Regions from separate parts of the Homo sapiens genome. Here regions 1, 2, 4, 5 and 6 are each linked to region 3. A link is a contact called in ENCODE Hi-C or POLR2A ChIA-PET data. All regions are on one chromosome and are shown on one strand. Each heading gives the region's core, a stretch centred on a gene start or an enhancer-like site at or near the end of the contact. The rest is flanking DNA. Distances are from core to core; before and after follow the strand shown. Region 1 holds the start of ZNF655 (zinc finger protein 655). Region 2 holds the start of ARPC1B (actin related protein 2/3 complex subunit 1B). Region 3 holds the start of KMT2E-AS1 (KMT2E antisense RNA 1). Region 4 holds the start of ATP5MF-PTCD1 (ATP5MF-PTCD1 readthrough). Region 5 holds the start of SMURF1 (SMAD specific E3 ubiquitin protein ligase 1). Region 6 holds the start of IFRD1 (interferon related developmental regulator 1).

The links. A loop is a pair of places that touch in the nucleus more often than their neighbours do. ChIA-PET counts read pairs that join two places held with the same protein, here RNA polymerase II (POLR2A). Pooled maps may share reads with other maps.
Region 1: a pooled map shows a loop between it and region 3 (9-fold over the local background). The contact joins the promoter of ZNF655 here to the promoter of KMT2E-AS1 in region 3. A Hi-C loop is called at or near these places in 1 of 37 single-sample maps with no recorded cell type and 3 of 50 pooled maps. POLR2A ChIA-PET finds 5 or more read pairs at or near these places in 1 of 52 experiments (activated B cell).
Region 2: a loop to region 3 is called in a map of CD8-positive, alpha-beta T cell, with 8 times the contacts of the local background. The contact joins the promoter of ARPC1B here to the promoter of KMT2E-AS1 in region 3. A Hi-C loop is called at or near these places in 1 of 168 maps with a recorded cell type or tissue (CD8-positive, alpha-beta T cell), 1 of 37 single-sample maps with no recorded cell type and 8 of 50 pooled maps. POLR2A ChIA-PET finds 5 or more read pairs at or near these places in 2 of 52 experiments (activated CD4-positive, alpha-beta T cell and naive thymus-derived CD4-positive, alpha-beta T cell).
Region 4: a loop to region 3 is called in a map of naive thymus-derived CD4-positive, alpha-beta T cell, with 20 times the contacts of the local background. The contact joins the promoter of ATP5MF-PTCD1 here to the promoter of KMT2E-AS1 in region 3. A Hi-C loop is called at or near these places in 1 of 168 maps with a recorded cell type or tissue (naive thymus-derived CD4-positive, alpha-beta T cell) and 2 of 50 pooled maps. POLR2A ChIA-PET finds 5 or more read pairs at or near these places in 1 of 52 experiments (HEK293T).
Region 5: a loop to region 3 is called in a map of naive thymus-derived CD4-positive, alpha-beta T cell, with 16 times the contacts of the local background. The contact joins the promoter of SMURF1 here to the promoter of KMT2E-AS1 in region 3. A Hi-C loop is called at or near these places in 1 of 168 maps with a recorded cell type or tissue (naive thymus-derived CD4-positive, alpha-beta T cell) and 7 of 50 pooled maps. POLR2A ChIA-PET finds 5 or more read pairs at or near these places in 1 of 52 experiments (K562).
Region 6: a loop to region 3 is called in a map of CD8-positive, alpha-beta T cell, with 23 times the contacts of the local background. The contact joins the promoter of IFRD1 here to the promoter of KMT2E-AS1 in region 3. A Hi-C loop is called at or near these places in 2 of 168 maps with a recorded cell type or tissue (CD8-positive, alpha-beta T cell and gastrocnemius medialis), 1 of 37 single-sample maps with no recorded cell type and 12 of 50 pooled maps.

The regions. Positions count from the first base shown.
Region 1 is chr7:99,557,300-99,560,029 of GRCh38, reverse strand. ZNF655 (zinc finger protein 655) reads right to left here and starts at 1,388. Exons shown (of 3, transcript NM_138494.3): 1 at 1,243-1,388. It also overlaps a transcript of FAM200A not described here. RefSeq lists enhancers at 1,314-1,583, 1,614-1,743.
Region 2 is chr7:99,372,887-99,376,013 of GRCh38, reverse strand. It overlaps ARPC1B (actin related protein 2/3 complex subunit 1B), which reads right to left and starts at 1,284. Exons shown (of 10, transcript NM_005720.4): 1 at 1,233-1,284. RefSeq lists silencers at 374-1,013, 1,024-1,903 and an enhancer at 2,204-2,704.
Region 3 is chr7:105,012,881-105,015,595 of GRCh38, reverse strand. KMT2E-AS1 (KMT2E antisense RNA 1) reads left to right here and starts at 1,455. Exons shown (of 1, transcript NR_024586.1): 1 at 1,455-2,715. KMT2E (lysine methyltransferase 2E (inactive)) reads right to left here and starts at 1,391. Exons shown (of 27, transcript NM_182931.3): 1 at 1,061-1,391. RefSeq lists enhancers at 1,072-1,301, 1,562-1,681, 2,002-2,051, 1,843-2,382, 2,472-2,715 and silencers at 1,362-1,451, 1,802-1,851.
Region 4 is chr7:99,464,834-99,467,659 of GRCh38, reverse strand. It overlaps ATP5MF-PTCD1 (ATP5MF-PTCD1 readthrough), which reads left to right and starts at 1,493. Exons shown (of 9, transcript NM_001198879.2): 1 at 1,493-1,531. The coding sequence starts at 1,519. It overlaps ATP5MF (ATP synthase membrane subunit f), which reads left to right and starts at 1,493. Exons shown (of 4, transcript NM_004889.5): 1 at 1,493-1,549. The coding sequence starts at 1,519. RefSeq lists enhancers at 1,305-1,424, 1,091-1,706, 1,707-2,324.
Region 5 is chr7:99,142,507-99,145,518 of GRCh38, reverse strand. It overlaps SMURF1 (SMAD specific E3 ubiquitin protein ligase 1), which reads left to right and starts at 1,411. Exons shown (of 18, transcript NM_181349.3): 1 at 1,411-1,793. The coding sequence starts at 1,739. RefSeq lists silencers at 1,150-1,649, 1,790-2,119, 2,180-2,229.
Region 6 is chr7:112,448,689-112,451,789 of GRCh38, reverse strand. IFRD1 (interferon related developmental regulator 1) reads right to left here and starts at 1,330. Exons shown (of 12, transcript NM_001550.4): 1 at 1,008-1,330. The coding sequence starts at 1,101. LOC128031837 reads right to left here and starts at 1,303. Exons shown (of 1, transcript NM_001414739.1): 1 at 1,145-1,303. The coding sequence starts at 1,303. The coding sequence ends at 1,145. RefSeq lists enhancers at 486-605, 726-775, 1,016-1,305, 605-1,422, 1,423-2,240.

The DNA.
Region 1 (2,730 bases), core at 139-2,638, 5.5 Mb after region 3:
ATAGAAGAGTCTCTAATTTGGAATTTGTGGCATTAAAAAAATTAACACGGTACAATTTAATAGTGTAAAGCTTTCTGTGGAAACTTTAAAATATTTAAAATTGGCCACGTGCGGTGGCTCAAGCCTGTAATCCCAACAGTTTGGGAGGCACAGACGGGTGGATCCCTTAAGCTCAGGAGTTCCAGACCGTCCTGGACAACATGGTGAAACCCCGTCCCTACAAAAAAAAAAAAAAAAAAAAAAATTAGGTGGCCCAGGCCTGTAGTTCCAGCTACTCCAAAGGCCAAGGCAGGAGAATCGCTTGAGCTTGGGAGGTAGAGGCTGCAGTGAGCTATGACTGCGCCACTGCATTCCAGCCTGTATGACAGCGTGACAGCCCACCTCAAATAAACAAAACAAAATATTTAAAATTTACAATCGTCTTTGGAGGCTCAAGTTGGTGCCCAGAGAAAAATGCTAGTTATGATTGCTCATTTTATTTTAATTTTGTTTTAGCAGAGATGGGAGTCTCGCTATGTTGCCCAGGCTGGACTCGAACGCCTGGCCTCAAGCGATCCTCCCACTTCGGCCTCCCAAAGTGCGGGGATTACGGCGTGAACCACCGTGACAGGCCCGCGTTTACGTAAATAAACTCATTTAAATAAATAAAACAGCAGGCCCCCTAGGAAATGTCTTGGTAACACCGTCAGCCCACTCCGATTTACTACACGGGCTTGGCGAATAAAACTCCACTTTTGGGGTCAGGCCCTTCGCTAACTCAGACCAGCTAGACCGGCCTTTTCCCGGAATCCTGAGAGCAACGCAGGTAAGAGCTGCGGTTCGAACAGGTTTGAGCGGCGTCCTTCAGGCCCAAGGACGCATGAGGGTGCCGTCCCCCTCCCACCACCCTCGCCCTGGGCCCCTGCCCGGCTCCCAGCTCGGTCCTCAGAAGGCCTTGCCCGGCGCTGCCCTCCTCCCACTTCCCTTTTAGGCCAAGGCAAAGTCCCAAAAGGACCAGTGAGGACATACAGACCAGCTCGCACCAGGGCACGGTCGCCGGCTCCTGACGGCGGGGCCCTCGGTCCGCGAGGTGAATGAACCAGGGCTGAAGAGAAACAGGCCCTCCTCGCACCCGGGCCTCCGCGCACTCTCGGGGAAGCGAACTACCGTCGGCCGCGGCCGGACGCCGCCTCCTTCTACTCCCGTGAAGGCAAAACAAGCTGCCACCCCGCTGCGACCCCAAAACGGCTTCCGGGTACTCACCGAGGGGAGGGGCGGGCCTGGCCGCTGTCCTGTCACCTACACACTCGCGCTCGGGGCCACCACAGCCTCTCCCGGGCCGCTGTAGACAGCCCCGAGGCCGGCGCTTCTCGGTGGCACTTCCGGCGACGGAGTGCAGGGTCCCGAATGAGGGCCCCCCCTCCTCCGCCCAGGCATGAGGGTCCCGGATGTGGGTGAGAGCCCCGGATGAGGGTCCCGGATGTGAGTGAGGGCCCCGGATGTGAGTGACGGCCCCGGATGAGGAACTCGGAGGAGGAGCTGGGCCCGCGCGTCCATGATTCGAAGGCTCGTTTTCGCAGCTTTTCCACGTCTTTTTCCGGTCCCACTGCCCTCCATGCTAACTCACTGGGCGTCTCTAGCCGTTATACCAACAATGACTGCGACCAGTGTTGGGAAAGCGCCCCCTGGGCCCCTCCCTGACGCCAGCCCATCCTTGAGACTCCCTGCAAGGAGGCGGCCCGACCCAGTGGGTGCGTGTCGTGGGGTGAGGAGGAATGGCCGACCTAATGGTCCCGCTTCCGTGAGTAGCACAGGGGTGCCTGCTCAGAGTGTAGTACAACGCTGACAAGTAGAAGGCGAGGATTGCGGGGCCTGGGTGAGATGGGACCCACTAAGTTGTGGGATCGAAATCTCAGTAGGTCCTTGGGGAAAGCGGGGACGGGAGGGGAGATGAGCAGATTGGAATAGAACCGAGAGAGACGGAGGAAACTGACAGTTGCGTCCCTGGTGGGAAGACTAAAATCTATGCAGAAACAGGGATAGGCAAAAGCATTGTGCACAAGCGGGACAGGCAGAGCGCCGGGACAGAAACCCTTAGGACATTCTGACACCTTGCTGAACCTGGATCCTTACAGAATATGTCTTGTAGGTGAAGCTAGATCTGCAAGGCATAGGCAAGCCTCTTAGAGAATCAGAAAAGTGATTTGGAAGGAACTTCAGCTGTTACTACTTTGTTTAAGCAAATCAAATGCTGTTCTTTAATGTTACTGGACGTTTCAAATTAAACACAAGAAAACCTGAAGTGTGGCATTTTATATATTTTTTCAAAATGTATCAGCTTCTTGGAGATTCTGATATTCCTTTCCTCTCTTTATCCCTAAGTATCATTTATCCAACCTAAATTCATACTAGGACACAATCTCTCTAGTCTGCAGTGCCCGTCACAGTGGAGTCAGGATCGGAGAAAGAAAATGCACTGCTTAGTCCATTTCATGCTGGACAGCTCCAATTAGAAACTTTTCCTTGTGTTGAACAGAAATACACCCCTGGTGATGTCTATCTATTGTTCCTGTTGACAGGTCCCCAGGACAATAGATGACACAGTACTTCTTCCTCTTCATAACGGCCATTTTAATATCCTAGGAGAGCTAAAGGTTTGGAGTTCTTCCTGAGTTGCCATTTCCCCACCTAGAACCCTTCACAGGTTGTACCTATTAGCAATGTGATGGGAAACCATTTCAGCAGCAAAGG
Region 2 (3,127 bases), core at 35-2,534, 5.6 Mb after region 3:
CTCGGCTCACTGCAACCTCTGCCTCCCGGGTTCAAGCAATTCTCCTGCCTCAGCCTCCTGAGTAGCTGGGATTACAGGTGCGTGCCACCATGCCTGGGTAATTTTTGTATTTTTAGTAGAGACAGGGTTTCACCATGTCGGTCAGGCTAGTCTCGAACTCCTGACCTCAAGTGATCCGTCCACCTCGACTCCCAAAGTGTTGGGATTACAGGCATGAGCCACAGCGCCTGGCTACATTTTATTTATTTATTTTAATAGAGAAAGGGTCTCGCAATGCTGTCCATGCTGGCCTCCAACTCCTGGCCTCAAGCGATCCTCCCGCCTGGGCCTCTCAAAATGCTAGGATTCTATGTGTGAGCCACCGCGCCCGGCCGGGATGGGTGGTGGTAGCCTCCGGGCTGCATTGGCAGAGGAGGCAGGGGGAGGTCTGACTCCCCAGGCTTGCACTCCTGATCCCTTCACTGCCCGCGGGTGCAGCCCGGCCCCGCCCCGCCCTAGGCGGCCTGGCTGCTCTCCCAGCGCCTCCGGAAAGGGAGGGGCTGCTCGGATCTGCCCTGGCCGCGGAGCCCTGCAGCTGAGGGGGTGCGTTCCGGGACCCCGCCAGCCAGGCCCGCCCCGTACGGGACCCCTCGGACCTGGCCCGGGGGAGGCGGGTGGGAGCAGCGGGAGCGGCCAGGAGGGCAGGGGCGGGGCGGCAGGAGACGCCAGCTCATTTCCCGGCGGCTGCAACCCGGAAGGCTCCGGGGATGGAGGGGAAGTGACTGGGTGTGGGGCCCCGCCGGCCCGAAGTAACGGGGCTACACCGACCGACCGCGGGGCAAGGCTGGGGATGGGGGCCGGGGAGCAGGGGCGGAAGGCACGAGGCGGAAGCTTGGGGCCGGGGGCTGGGGACGCCCCGAGGGCGCCCGGTGCGCTGGGAGCCCGCGTTTCCACAGTCTGGCCCTGCGGCCACCCCCGCGCCCCCTCCAATCCCAGGGCTCCCTCTCCTTTCCGTGAGCCCCTCGTCCCCGCGCCCCCTCCTCTCCATGTGCCCCCACTCATCCCCGTGCCCCTATTGGGCGGCGCCCCACATCTATGCGTCCTCACTTCCAGGCGCCCCCCGGTCCCCTCCTTGCACCCCCTCTCATCCCTCCAGTCCCGCTCACTCCCAGGCGGCGCCCCACATCTACGCGCCCCCCCACCTCCAGGTGGCTCCCCTGACCCCCACCTCCGGGCGCCCCCACGGCCCTCACCTCCCGCGCCCCGGCCGCGGACTCTGGGCAGTCGACGCGCCGAACCGGCTCTGGGCTCCGCGCCGGAGCAGCAGCCACTTCCTCGTGGGCGGGGGGCGGGGCCTGCCGACCTCAGCCCGGTAGGGCCCGGGGGCGGGGACCTGGGGCAGCGGTCGCGAGATCCAGGTCCCGCCCTCCCTTCGGGGTGGGGGTGCTGCCGGTACCCGCGCAGACGTCGGAGCCCAAGGCTCTGTCCGCAGAAGCCGTCCGCAACCACCGTCAATGCTTTACCAATGGGGAAACTGAGGCTGGGAGCCAGGCGCGCAGCCTGAGCCGCCGCTGGGCTGGACCTCCGAGCCTGGGCCGGGCGCACGGCCCCCGGGGACTGCCGGGCGCAGGGTCGGGGAGTCACGTCCTCTGAGCCCGGACGGCGGGTACTGCGGGCTCCGCGCTCACACGCAGGTGAGCGGCTAGCGAGCCCTGCAGCCCCGTCGGCAGCCAGCGAGGAGCTCCCTTCACGCTGATGCCGGTGGGCGCCAACTGTGCAGGCCCTGGGCGGGGAGCAGGCGGTCCGGGCGTGGCCAGGGCAGCCCGGCCCCGCCCCCTTGGCCCTCCGTGTCCTCGCCACGAAACAGGGGTGCTGTCCCCGGGCAGGGTGACACTGGCCGCCCCTGCTGACGCTGGCCGGCCAGTTAACTTCTTTCCTTTCTGTTTTACGTCAATCGGCTTCACTTCTTTAAGTTACCCGGTTAGCCTTGCAGAGCCGCCTGATTGCGGGTCTTGGGCTAGGTGGTCCCCGGAGTCTTCCCATCCTGACCCTCTGCCTCTTCAGTGGATACGTGGCCTGGCGGCCAGGCAGATGGAAGAGACCCCAGTGAAAACCTTACCTCGGCCGGTCGCGGTGGCTCACGCCTGTAATCTCAGCACTTTGGGAGGCCGAGGCGGGAGGATCACGAGCTCAGATCGAGACCATCCTGGCTATCACGGTGAAACCTCGTCTCTACTAAACAATACAAAAATTAGCCAGGCGTGGTGGCGCATGCCTGTAATCCCAGCTACTCGGGAGGCTGAGGTAGAAGAATCGCTTGAATCTAGGAGGCAGAGGTTGCAGTGAGCCGAGATCGCGCCATTACACTCCAGCCTGGGCGACAGAGTGAGACTCTGTTTCAAAAAAAAAAAAAATTAGCTGCAAGGAGCCCCATGGCGTGATGGAGCGCTGCTGTAATCCCAGCTACTCGGGAGGCTGAGGCACGAGAATTGCTTGAACCCCGGGGGCAGAGGCTGCAGTGAGCCAAGATGGGGCCCCTGCACGCCAGCCTGGCAACAGAGCGAGACTTCCTCTCAAACAACAACAAAAACCTTCCCTCCTCTTCTCTCCTTCAGACCCCTCTCTCTAGTATTTGTGCAGGGTCTTCCTGGATCTCTGGAGATCCGAGGCCAGACTCCCACCCTGTCAGGCTTAGAGGCTTTGACACTCGCTGTTCCTTCTGCCTGGAACACTATTCCCACCCTGTCCTCACCTGCCGACATTGGTTTGTCCTGCAGTATGTGGCTGGGGGTCTCAGGTCGCTTTGCCCCGACACCCTCCCCATTGGAGGTGCCCTTAGCCGCCGCTCTCTTTTCCACTGAATTCGACCCCCTAGGGTAGTTGGGAGGATTAAATGTGTCCAGGTGTGTGAATCGGGTCATACAGTGTGCACACAGGAAGTGCTCGAACTTTTCTGAGCCCCCCCAACCTTGCTGCTCCTGCGTATTTTCTCAGACAGATGTCGGCAACCTCAGCAAACACAGGCGGTGGTTTTAGTTCAAGCAGATACAAAGCTTCAAGGGGTCTGTACCGGCAGCCCTCTTCCCACAGGGACAAGTGTAGGGTAACTGAGGTGACCCTGTTGCTGCTTCCCTGGCTTCCATCCTAC
Region 3 (2,715 bases), core at 206-2,705:
GACTATTTTCCAAATAGGTATTCATGTCTCCAGCCTCGAGTTGAATGCACCTCACTTAATTCTCTCCAAGGTCTCCAGAACTCCAAACACCTTACCTTATTCACATCTCTAAAAAGGGAACAAAATAGGCAAAACGAGGTTTACTCTAGAGCTAACTCTAGCGATTCCTCTTTGACTTTAAATTGTATCGTTCTTAAGACAGAGCCCAGCAAGGACGGATCTATACGGAACTAAGGCCAGTAGAAGAGAGCACTCTGGATTGTTTTTTTCTCACCCCCACCCCGTTTAGCACAGTGAACCGTTTGTTTCTCATCTGTGTCTGCTGCCATAGAATTTGTGCCAATCCCTTGGTCAAAATAAGCTTTTCTGAAATGAGCCATATTGTAGATCCTAAGGCTCCGGCACAGTAAAGGACGGCGGTAATGCAAAAGGAGTGGGGGAGGAGACTGAGAAGGCTGGGTACTGGGGTGACCACTTCAGGGGCGGGTTTACCCTCTCCAGGAGAGGATGAGGAGCTAGCTGTCTCGCTCTCCCACAAAGAGAGATGCCCAGGGCGTTCTTCTTACCCCCTTCGTATTCATGTGCACATTATACCAGAGACTGCCCGTCAAGAAATGGAAGAAGAAAATGGGGCCTATATGGCTTTTCAGCACCTGAACAAGACGCGGTTGAGAAAAGGGAGCGCTGGCAGCTCCTGGGACCACTTCGACACAAACCCTACTAACAGTCACAAGCCTCCGTCTTCACTCAAGCGGCCTTAACCCGCTGCCAATGAGGAGTGCGCCCCCTCCCTAACTCCCCCACTCTCAAGGGGGTTTAACTGCCAGTTACCCCTTTCCCAACCCTAAAACCCGCCATAATGCTCCATTTCTAGGGTCAGGGAGAAGAAAGAATAAATTCGATTTAAGCAAGCAACGTCTTGCGCCGGCAAAGACACCTGAGAGTCAACGTCGGCTCCCCCAGCTTAAGGATAAAGATGAGAGACCTCCCTCCCCCTTGAAACACAAGTACCCCAACCCCGCAAGCCCCAGGAACTCCCATGGAGACGACAGGCACTAACCTGTGATGTTCACACACGAGACACCCGAACCCCGTTATGTGCTCGACCCCCAAGGAGTCTCTCCGCACCTCCGCGAACAGGCGACCCCCCGACAGCAGCCACTGCGGACACAGGACCCGGCTCCACACACCCCCTCCCCAAACAGCAGCGCGCAGCCTCTTCACCAGGAACCGAGGAGTAGGGGAGGGGGCAGCCAGGCAGTCAACAGGAACGCAGAGACGACGGCGAGGCTGCTCGGAGTGTCTATGCCCACTCTGTTGCCGCTCCCGAACTCCGGCACGGTCTCCGACTCGGCCCCCTGCGCCCGCTCAGTGTCACTGCCTCTCGCTCTGGGAAAATGGCGGCGGCGGCGGCGGCGGCCGCGGCGGCGGCGGCGGCGGCGGCAAGTGCACGGGGTACGCCCGTCCCGCTCCGCAGGGGCAGAGGGGGAGGGGATGAAGCTGCCCGGCGCCATTTTGCTTGTGGGCTGCCGCCCGCCGTTGCCTCTCCGCGGAGGCTCGAAGATAGCAAACTGGAGGCGGTGAGGGGGACGGAATCTCTGTCTTTCTGACAACAGATGCATTCAACAATCCACCGAAGGTTTGAGGAAGTGTCGGTATTCGGTGGGACTGGTTCTTTCCCCCTTTCCCCCAGTGGCCCTCAAGTCTGGATATAGGTGAGCTTGGGCATGCCAGTATTGGGTGCACGAACAAGGACAGCAGGGCTTGGGAACGAACTCCCTCCCGTCACCCTCCGAAAGCGATACACCTTCTCCCCCTCCCAAACAACCCCAGTCCCGTCTCCCCGTTCCTCTCCCCCTCCTCCCCCAGCCCAGTCTGGCCTCCAGCGCTGGGTGAACCCGGTTGGGGTGTCACTCGACGCCCACTAGGGGCTGAGGAGGCTCCAGTGCGCAGGCTCCGGGCACCGGATAAAAGCGGAGCTGGCGAGTCTAGTGCTGTCTCGATGGAGGAGCAAGAAACGGAAGAGGTCGGGGGGAGAAGCAGCCGGAAAAATGCAGCCACCGTCAACGCCGCCTCCCTGCCACCGTGCTTCGGGGTAAAAAGCTGCCGTTGCCGTCGGTGCAGTTGCCGTCGCTGCCTCCTATACTTCTCTTGGCCTCGGGGAAGGATTTCCCCACCGGTGGGACAATGTGCGGGGAGGGGAGTGGGAATTCCTTTATATGGCGGTGATTAAACGAGGGAGGGACAGACAGTGATCTCGAAGAAAAAAGGGGGAGACCAAAGAATAAAAGAAGGGTTTCCCCACTAAAATGACACGGCGATTCCGGCTCTTGTTTTGGGGGTCTTTCCCCGAAATGGTTTCCGTCTTCCCCTTGCCCCGCAGCGACCCAGAGCGCTGGGGGAAGCGGAGTGGGGAGAGGCAGAGGCGGTCTCGGCAGCCAATCAGCGCCTGATGTGTCCTGTCGGGCGCGTCGTGGTTGGCTGGCGATGACCTCATCCTGCAGCAGCGGGTGGGGCCAAAGCCGTAGGGGGAGGCTGTTGCAAAGGTAGAGAGGGAGAAGTGACGATGGTGATCGTTGCTGCCGCGGCCGATATGGAACCCAAGCAGTGGCGAAGGGAATCGCAAGGCTCTTCCCTGACCATTTTCTACTGTCCCTGCGCGAGGTGAGGGCCCCGGCTCGGCCTCTGCAAAACTTTGGGGCGCTGGCGCGGAGG
Region 4 (2,826 bases), core at 244-2,743, 5.5 Mb after region 3:
GATCCGCCCACCTCTGCCTCCCAAAGTGCTAGGATTACAGGCGTGAACCACCGCACCTGGCCTGTTTGTTTTGTTTTGTTTTTTTAACCATTTTTAATTCCCACTGGCGATGCTGGCCGTGCTTTCACACACCTATAATTGTATATGCGATTTTCACTGCCTGGGGAGAAGGGAAGCAGACATGGAGGAGCCCCACAATGCCACCTCTGAAACAAGAAATGTAGCAGAATGAACTGAACGAGGGTGGCATTTATTTGGCAAGTTATGACTACAAGACCTGCTCTCGAGGTTGTTTTAAAAATCGGAGGCCCGGCGCGGTGGCTCACGCCTGTAATCCTAGAACTTTGGGAGGCCGAAGCGGGTGGATCACGAGGTCAGGAGATTGAGACCATCCTGGCTAACATGTTGAAACCCCGTCTCTACTAAAAATACAAAAAAATACAAAAAATTAGCCAGGCGTGGTGGTGGGCGCCTGTAGTCCCAGCTACTCGGGAGGCTGAGGCAGGAGAATGGAGTGAACCCCGGAGGTGGAGCTGGCAGTGAGCCGAGATCGCGCCACTGCACTCTAGCCTGGGTGACAGAGCGAGACTCTGTCTCTAAATAAATAAATAAATTAATTAAAATAATCAAAATTGAAGTAGCCCGGGCAGTGTGGTTCATGCCGGCAGTTCCAGTATTTTGGGAGGCCGAGGTAGGAGGAACGCTCGAGGCCAAGAGTTTAAGAGCAGTCTAGGCAACATAGGGAGACGCCTTCTCTACAAAATATAATTAGCTGGGCGTGGTGGCGTGCACCTGTAGTCCCAGCTACTTCGGAGGTGGAGGAAGAACGCTTGAGGCCAGGAGTTCAAGACCAGCCTGAGCAAAATAGAGAGCCTCTACCCCCACTCCTCACCACACTGTTTCCACCAAAAAAAAAAAAAAAAAAAAAAAAAAAAAAAAAAAGCTGGAAGTGGTGATGTGAGCCTGTAGTCCTAGCTACTTGGGAGGCTGAGATGGGTGGATCGCTTGACTCCGGGAGTTCAAGGCTGCAGTCAGCCGTGATCAAGCCACTGTCTGAAAAGTAAATGCTCGTCTGAAAAGTAAAAAATAAAAATAAAAATAGACTGGGCGCGGTGGCTCACGCCGGTAACCCCAGAACTTTGGGAGGCCGAGGCGGGGGGATCACGTGAGGAAAGGAGTTCAAGGCCAGCCTGGCCAACATGGTGAAACCCTGTCTCTACTAAAAATACAAAAATTAGCTTGCTGTGCTGGTGCACGCTTGTAGTCCCAGCGCGGCCTCTTCCCACCTTTTAAGGTAGAGAGCCCAGGCTGAGGCGCCCCTCTCTCTAACTGCAGGACCCTCGGATTTTTGCTGTCCAGGCACCTCGCCCTTCGCTTCATGGCCTTCTAGTAGTTCCAGGGTGTTCGCAGTTGTGACCTGCTTCCCGTGAGCCTCTGCTCTACGCCCCTGGATGGGGCGTGCATTCCCTACCCAGCAGCCCTCGCGCGGTCCGGCACAGCGGACACCAGGACTCCAAAATGGCGTCAGTTGGTGAGTGTCCGGCCCCAGGTAAGGCTGTTTGGACTCCGTGGTGGAAGCAGGAGCCAGGGTCCAGGGTCCAGAGCCACACTGGGAGAGAAGGAAGCTGCGGAGCTGCCTGCCCTTTGCTCAGGCACTTCGCCACGACCTCACTTGAGGCGCGCCAGACCCCGCTCCGCCTGCCCAGGCGCGCCTTCCTGCTGCCCAGGGCCTGCGCCAACCGGGTTAGGCGTGGAGGGTGAAGGCATCTGGGGCACGCGCTTCTGGGCCTGGGAATGCGCCGCCTTGGGCCACTGTTCCTCTTTCCGCTAAGAAATAGCCGCTTCCCTCTCCCGCTGCGACCCAGTTGCTTTGCACTTGAATGTTAGGCGCAGCTTTTGCCCTTTTTTCCCAAGGCTTAAGCTCAGATGAAGCTCCAGGAGGAGCTCAGGACTAGGACTGTACCTGATACCATGTAAGGTTCGATGCATATATGTTGAATCAGAGAGGCGAGGTGACCTGTTCAAGGTCACAACTCGTGCGAGGGCTGAGCTGGTATTCAAACCTGAGGATTCGTGGTAAATGAACTTTATTCTCTAGGACGGCCTTATGACTAGCAGGCTTTTCCGAGACACCCATGTGTAAATCGCTACATTCATCCCGCTGTGCACACTGATGATTTTTGTTTGTTTGTTTTTGAATAGTTAGCCCTAGATGCTCCATAGTAGCCTTGTCAGAGAGTCCTTGTTGGGAAAGTCGATTCCATTTTACAGATGAGGGAAATAACTGTTCGGGATGTGGTGTGGCCTCTCTGAGGTCACACAGCCTGATAGTGGCAGAGTTTTGATTAACACATGTGTGTCTTAGCTCAGTTTCTGGTTTTTTTTTATCATTTTTTTTTTGAGATGGCGTTTCGCTCTTGTCGCCCAGGGTGGAGTGCAATGGTGTGATCTCGGCTCACTGTAACCTTTGCCTCCTGGGTTCAAGCGATTCTCCAGCCTCAGCCTCCGAGTAGCTGGGATTACAGGCGCAGGCCACCATGCCCAGCTAATTTTTGTATTTTTAGTAGAGACGGGCTTTCACCACGTTGGCCAGGCTAGTCTTGAACCCCTGACCTCAGGTGATCCATGTACCTCGGCCTCCCAAAGTGCTGGGACTACAGGTGTGAGCCACTGCGTTTCTGTATTCTTTTTTTTTGACATGGAGTCTCACGCTGTCGCCCAGGCTAGAGTGCAGTAGCTGATCTCGTCTCTGCAACCTCTGCCTCCCAGGTTCAAATGATTCTGCTGCCTCAGCCTCCCAAGTATCTGGGATTACAGGCACACACC
Region 5 (3,012 bases), core at 162-2,661, 5.9 Mb after region 3:
GCACTTTGGGAGGCTGAAGCGGGCAGATCACCTGAGCTCAGAAGTTTGAGACCAGCCTGGCCAAAACAGCGAAACCCCATCTCTACCAAAAATACAAAAATTAGCTGGGTGTGGTGGCTAACGCCTGTAATCCCAGCTATACAGGAGGCTGAGACACGAGAATCACTTGAACCTGGGAGGTGGAGGTTGCAGTGAGCCAAGACCGTGCCACTGCACTCCAGCCTGGGTGACAGAGTGAGACCCTGTCTCAAAAAACAACAACAACAACAACAAGGTAGTGGGTAAAAAACAAGTTTGATAAACCTAGTTTTCCCTCTTTCTAATAATACCAGTTTATTTCTATAACATGCTAACAGAGAGGAGTTTGTTTGCTGGAGAAAGCGCATAATGAGCTTTTTCTGTGTGTGTGTGTGTGTGTGTGTGTGTGTGTTTTGAGACAGTGTCTAGCTCTGTCACCCAGGCTGTAGTGCAGTGGCCTGATCATAGCTCACTGCAGCCATGAACTCTGGGGCTCAAGTGATCCTCCCACCTCAGCCTCCCAGTACCTGGGACTACAGGCGCGCACCACCATGCCCAGCTAATTTTTGTATTTTTTGTAGAGATGGAGTCTCCCTATGTTGCCCAGGCTGGCCTCAAAGTCCTGGGCTCAAGTGATCCGCCCGCCTCGGCCTCCCAAAGTGCTGGGATTACAGGCTACAGCCACCGTACCCAGCCATGAGCTTTTGGTTCTAACCTGCAACCCCGGGAGAAGGGGAAATTTAGCAGAAGACATGGGAACACAAACCACAATGCCACTTTCTTGTTTGGTAAAATTGTATGCAGAATGGATAATAACAAACATCCGCCTCTCAACTTTATCCCTCCCTCTCATCTCGTTTTCCTTGTCCGTATATGGCACTTCTGCGATTCTGGCAACTTTGTTATGGGTCAGTGGAGCACACCCGTTGCACAGAACACACCTAAGGGCTTTGTCTCTTTGAGAAGTCCCTCCCTTGAACTTGCACGATCGAAAGCTCTTAACTGAAAAAAACTGGTATTGCACGCCTGTGTGCAAGGAGCTTGGTGTGGACACAGCCCACGGTTTCATGCAAACCACTCTTCAGTCACTCAGGAGCCCAGAGCCTCGCAGAGACAGGGGTCAAGACAGAGGGCGACCGCGCGCTGGGTCCCGGGGCCAGCTCTGCTCTCCCTTCCCGGGCTCGGGGCCAGACCCTCCCACCCACCGACCACAGGAAGGGTGAAGACCCCAACCCGCGGGATCCGGGCCCCGCGCGCCCGAGGCAGGCGTGCGGGCGACGTAGCAGCGCACCCCGCCCCGCCCCAGCGTACGTGGCGGGGGCGCGCACGCACGCAGGCGCGGGGGCGCGCAGGGCCGGGCCGGCACGGCGGCGGGCGCGCGCGCGGCTCGGAGAGGCGGCGGCAGCGGCGGAAGCGGCGAGGGCGGCGGGCGTCCGGCTCTGAGGTGGTGGAGGCGGCGGAGGCGGCGGCGGAGGCGGCGGCGGCTCGGGACTGGGCTCGGCTGGAAGCAGCGAGGGTCAGAGCGCCGCAGCAAGCGCCGATCTCCCGGCTCGACCATCCGCCTGCCGCCCGGACGCCTGGGCCGCGGAGTTTGTGTCCCGGCTCGGACCCCGGCGCCCAGCCCGGAGCCGTAACCTTGAGGCGGCGGCGGCGGGGCCGGGCCGGGCCGGGCTGGGGGGCGGTGGCGCTGGATCCGCGGCTGCCCGATCGTTGGCGGGAGATGTCGAACCCCGGGACACGCAGGAACGGCTCCAGCATCAAGATCCGTCTGACAGGTACGGCCGGCGGGAGGCCCACCCGCGCCCCGGCGCCCCCTCGCCCGCCCCGGAATTCCCCGCAGGGCGCCCTTGGAAGCGGCCCTCCCCCACGCCGGCCGTTGTCCCAGGACCTCGTCACCCCCTTCGGCGTGCGCCCCTCGCTTCTCCCTCCTGGCCCCGCCCCCTCGCCGTTGCCCGGCCCCGCCCCCTGGCCGCTCGCGCCCCCTCGGTCTCGCGTTCCCTCCCGTTCCCCCGCACCTGCCCCCTCGCATCTCCGTCCTGGCCCCGCCCCTCTCATTTCCATTCATGGCCACGCCCCTTGCATCTCCTTCCCTGGCCCCGCCCCTCGCTTCTCTTTTCCTGGCCCCGCCCCTTGCATCTCCTTCCAGGCCCTTTCCCCTCACCTCTCCCCGGCTCGGCCCCTTGCCTCTCGCTTCCCTTCCTCTCCCTAGCACCTGACCCCTCGCTTCTCCCCCCAGGCCCCGCCCCCTTGCCTTTCACCTCCATCCCTGTGGTCCTTTCTCTTCCCCACCTTTCCTCCCCAAACCTGACCCCGCCCATCTCTCTGGCCCCACCCCCTCGCTCCTCTCTGCTCCCGCCTCCTAACTTTCTGTCCCCGCCCCCTCGCTTCTCCCTGCGTCCAGCTCCCTCGCTTCTCTCTGGTCCCGCCTCCTCACTTCTTTCCTAGCCTGGGCCCTCACTTCTTCCTGGTCCCGCCTCCTCACTTCTTTCCTAGCATCGGCCCTCACTTCTTCCTGGTCCCGCCCCCTTGCTTCTCTCCTTTTTTTCTCCTCCGCCGTTTTTACCCCCTCCCTCCTTCTCCTCGCTTCCCATCCTCTCCGCCCACCTGCCCCCTCGCTTTTCCCTCCTGGCCTTGCCTCTGTTCCCCTGGTCCCATCCCTCACTTCTCACCACTTTCCCATCATCTCTCTTGCTTTCCTGTTTTCCCTCCCACCTGCTCCCTCCCCTCATCCTCCTGGTCTTTCCCACCACTTCCAAGCTATTTTGCTACCTCCCCTTCCACTTGCCCCCTTGCTTCTCCCCTCCTGCCCCCACCCACCCTCTTCTCACTCCCCCATCCTCTTTCGTTTCTCCCTCACCCCCCCACACCGTCCTCCTCCCTTCTTCCCCTAGCCCCGCCCCTCACTTTCAAGCCCCGCCCTCATTCCTGCCTAGCCCCGCCCCCTCGCTGCTGTCTGGCGAGGCCTCCACCCTTTCTTTCCTTCAGCCTGAAATT
Region 6 (3,101 bases), core at 81-2,580, 7.4 Mb before region 3:
TATTTAACTCCTGTTTAAATTTCTAAATAAAATATTACCCAGGTTATTTAATACTCGATTTGAGTTTATTGGGGTCTCTCCTAGAAGGGCCTTCCAATTCCAATTGGAATCCTTTTTCTTAACCATATAATAAGTAGAAAACCATAAGTTCAGTTAAGCACCTACTCATCCCACCCAGGAAAAGTTTCAACTTCGTAGCGAGGGCACAATAACCTCAACTTTTAGCCAACTGCAACCTAAGCTCCTCACCACCCTGCCTCTCTGGGGCTCACTGCAGAGAACATATAGAATGCAGCACAAAGGAGAACGCGTTTCTTCCCCCCGTGAGCAGGAGGTCGCCTCGGGTGGTCGCAGAGGTGCTAGAGGTTCAGGGCTTCTGCAGGTGCCAGTTAGGGGAAGGAGCACAGCCTAGGGGGGAGAAAGTGGTCCCCCCGCCTCCGACGCCTTCGCCTGGCCAGGTGGACCTGCGAGACGGAAAGCTTCCCCAGCGCCTCTGCGTCACCCCGGGCCCACCGCGCAAGGCCCAGGCCGCGTGACGCAAGAGCCCGTCCAAACCCGCCGGACGTCTGGCATCCCAGGAGCTCCATGTTGGAGCCAGGGTGTCAAAGGCGGCCAGTGACGGCACGGGCTCAACTCCCCGTTCTTCCCCACCCGTGGTCGGGGAGAGATCGGGCGAGATCGCCGCCGAGAAAGGAACTCTGACAATGGTTCCTTTCCCGCCCAGCTCCCGGTCAGCCCCTGTCCCGACACACTCTCAGGCCCAAGGACCCGTTCCTCCCTGCCCCCACGGCCGGTGCCCAAGAGTCCGGTTCGCACGCCAGATCTAAATCGCGCGAGGAGCAGCGCCCAGGGCACGCTGGGAATTGTAGTTCAGTAGCCAAACCACGCACCCTGGAAATGCAAATGTGTACATCAGAGAAAGAACTACAACTCCCACCGTGCCGAAGCATGGAAGACTCGCCAGCCTGGCCGGCAACTGGGATGCCGGCGGCGGGGATACCCCTTACCTGCTGTCGCCGCCGTCGCTGCGGCTGCTCCTGACCCGCCGCCGCCAGCACTGCTACCGCGGTGGGGAGTGTTCCGCTTCTTGTTCTTCGGCATCGTGGGACGCCCGGTGCCGCCCAGAGTCGGAGCTTAGCGAGGATCAGCCGATGGAGCTGCACTTTTTACTCGTGCGTCTGTGCGGCGGGCGGCTGAGAGGCGAGTCTTCGGCTAACAACAGAGTCGAGAAGCGGCGGGGGTAAGAGTGGGCGGTGGCGGCAGCAGAAATCCCCGTGAAGAGCTGTGATCGAAAACGATACATGTTTCTCTCTAGCGCGGGAGCTAAGGCGGGGCAGGGGAGGCCACGACGCCTTAAGTAGCAATACCGCCACCTGACGTCACTCTGTGGGCGGGGCTTGAGCGCTTCCCAACCAATCCCTGCACACCTCCCCACTGGACGCCTCCGTCGGGCGGGGCGCGGATCCTACCTACAAATCCCATGCGGCCAGTCTTCCGTCCGCGCCCAGGGAGCCTGTCTTCGTGGCCTCACTGAATTCTGGGAAACGTAGTAAGGCTGGGGCCGGGGCCTCCTCCCAGCCGTCTCTTCCCAACGGGCTTTTCTGCCCACTTGCTTTTCTCCTGGTGACCCCACCCCTGCCTCGGCGCGCCCCCGCCTTGGAACTGGGTGAGGTAGGCACCGGCGATGCACAGTGGGGCGAGTATGCCCTATGACGAGAGTCGGCTTCCAGCTGGCAGCTATGCAATCACCTTTGCTTCTCTTTCTCCGGAGGCTGGTGTTCTCCTTAACCTTTCCCCTACTTCCCTGCGGCACCTGCCAGGCACGCAGCCTTACCTCTCCTGGGTAACATTTCCATGGTTTTAGTTTTAACTAGTTCCATGAACTACTTAAGCCATCATCAGTACTGTACCTGTAATTGGACCGTGGTTCAGGGTTATGTGCCCCCCATCCCCCCCCCCCCCCAAAAAAAGGGATGCTTTCGTCTACTTAGTTGTGGAGTTCGTGTATATCTCAGATTCTAGACTAGGAATATATGACGATTCAGCGTTGTGGGTTTCTATACAAGAATGTGTCCCTTGACAATACTACCTGCCAGTTCTGAGAATTTCACAGCTGGTAAAACAAACACAAGTTATACAGATCAATAATCGCAGTGCTGCCTTTTTTCTCAAGGCACTCCTAGATCTCTGTCTTCCTTGTTAGGACATTTGTCTAGTATTTAGAGCCTGTTATTAGGTTCATATACTATGCTTATGACAGATCAAAGTCCCTGACTCACCTCAATGTAGGTGAGTCATCCGCCACTCCACCTCTCAGCTGAGCTCTATTCTATTTTCAATTGCCTGTAGCAAATTTCCACCAGAATGTTCCACTTGTGCCTCAACCCAACATCTCTGAAACGAATACTATATTTCCTTCTTCCTGTCTTCCCTTTGTTCACTGTACTATTTATTATCCTCCCATATGTTAAATTCCAAAACTCAAATTCATAGTCTTTTTTCCCTTTGATGCACCACCCCCTCCCCACCCGCAAAGCAATTAGTTTTAAAATAGCACTCTTAAATTCCTGTCCTATTCTGTGATCACATGTGACCTCAGTTCATGCCTGGGCATTTTAAGCGATCTCCCAGTCTTTTCATCCATGTTTCATGCACAGTAATGCTGCCAGATTTATTTGTGTGTTCCCTATTTTACTAATCCACCTGCTTTAATAGTTGCTCAAAAACATTCCATGGCTCCCATGACTAACTTTAAATGCCAACCCTTTTAGCCTGGCCCTGACTCCCTTTCCAGCCTCATCTTTCACTGCTTCCTCATACAGTTCTTGTTCTTCAGCCAAACAGGACTGCTTTTCATTTCCAATACACGGCTCTCTTCTCCTACCTCCATTTCCTCATTCATATTCTTTCCTGTTCTTGTAATGCCTTTCCTCCCATCTTCACCTTAAGAAATTTTATCCACCGTTCAAGATGTAGCTCATGCTGCCACCTTCCTGAAGCCTCCAGCCAGAAGTTTCTTCCTCCTCACAACTCTTTGACACTCATCCTAATAATGCCCTAATGGCACTTATTACCTCCCCACACGGCCTACTCAAAGATGC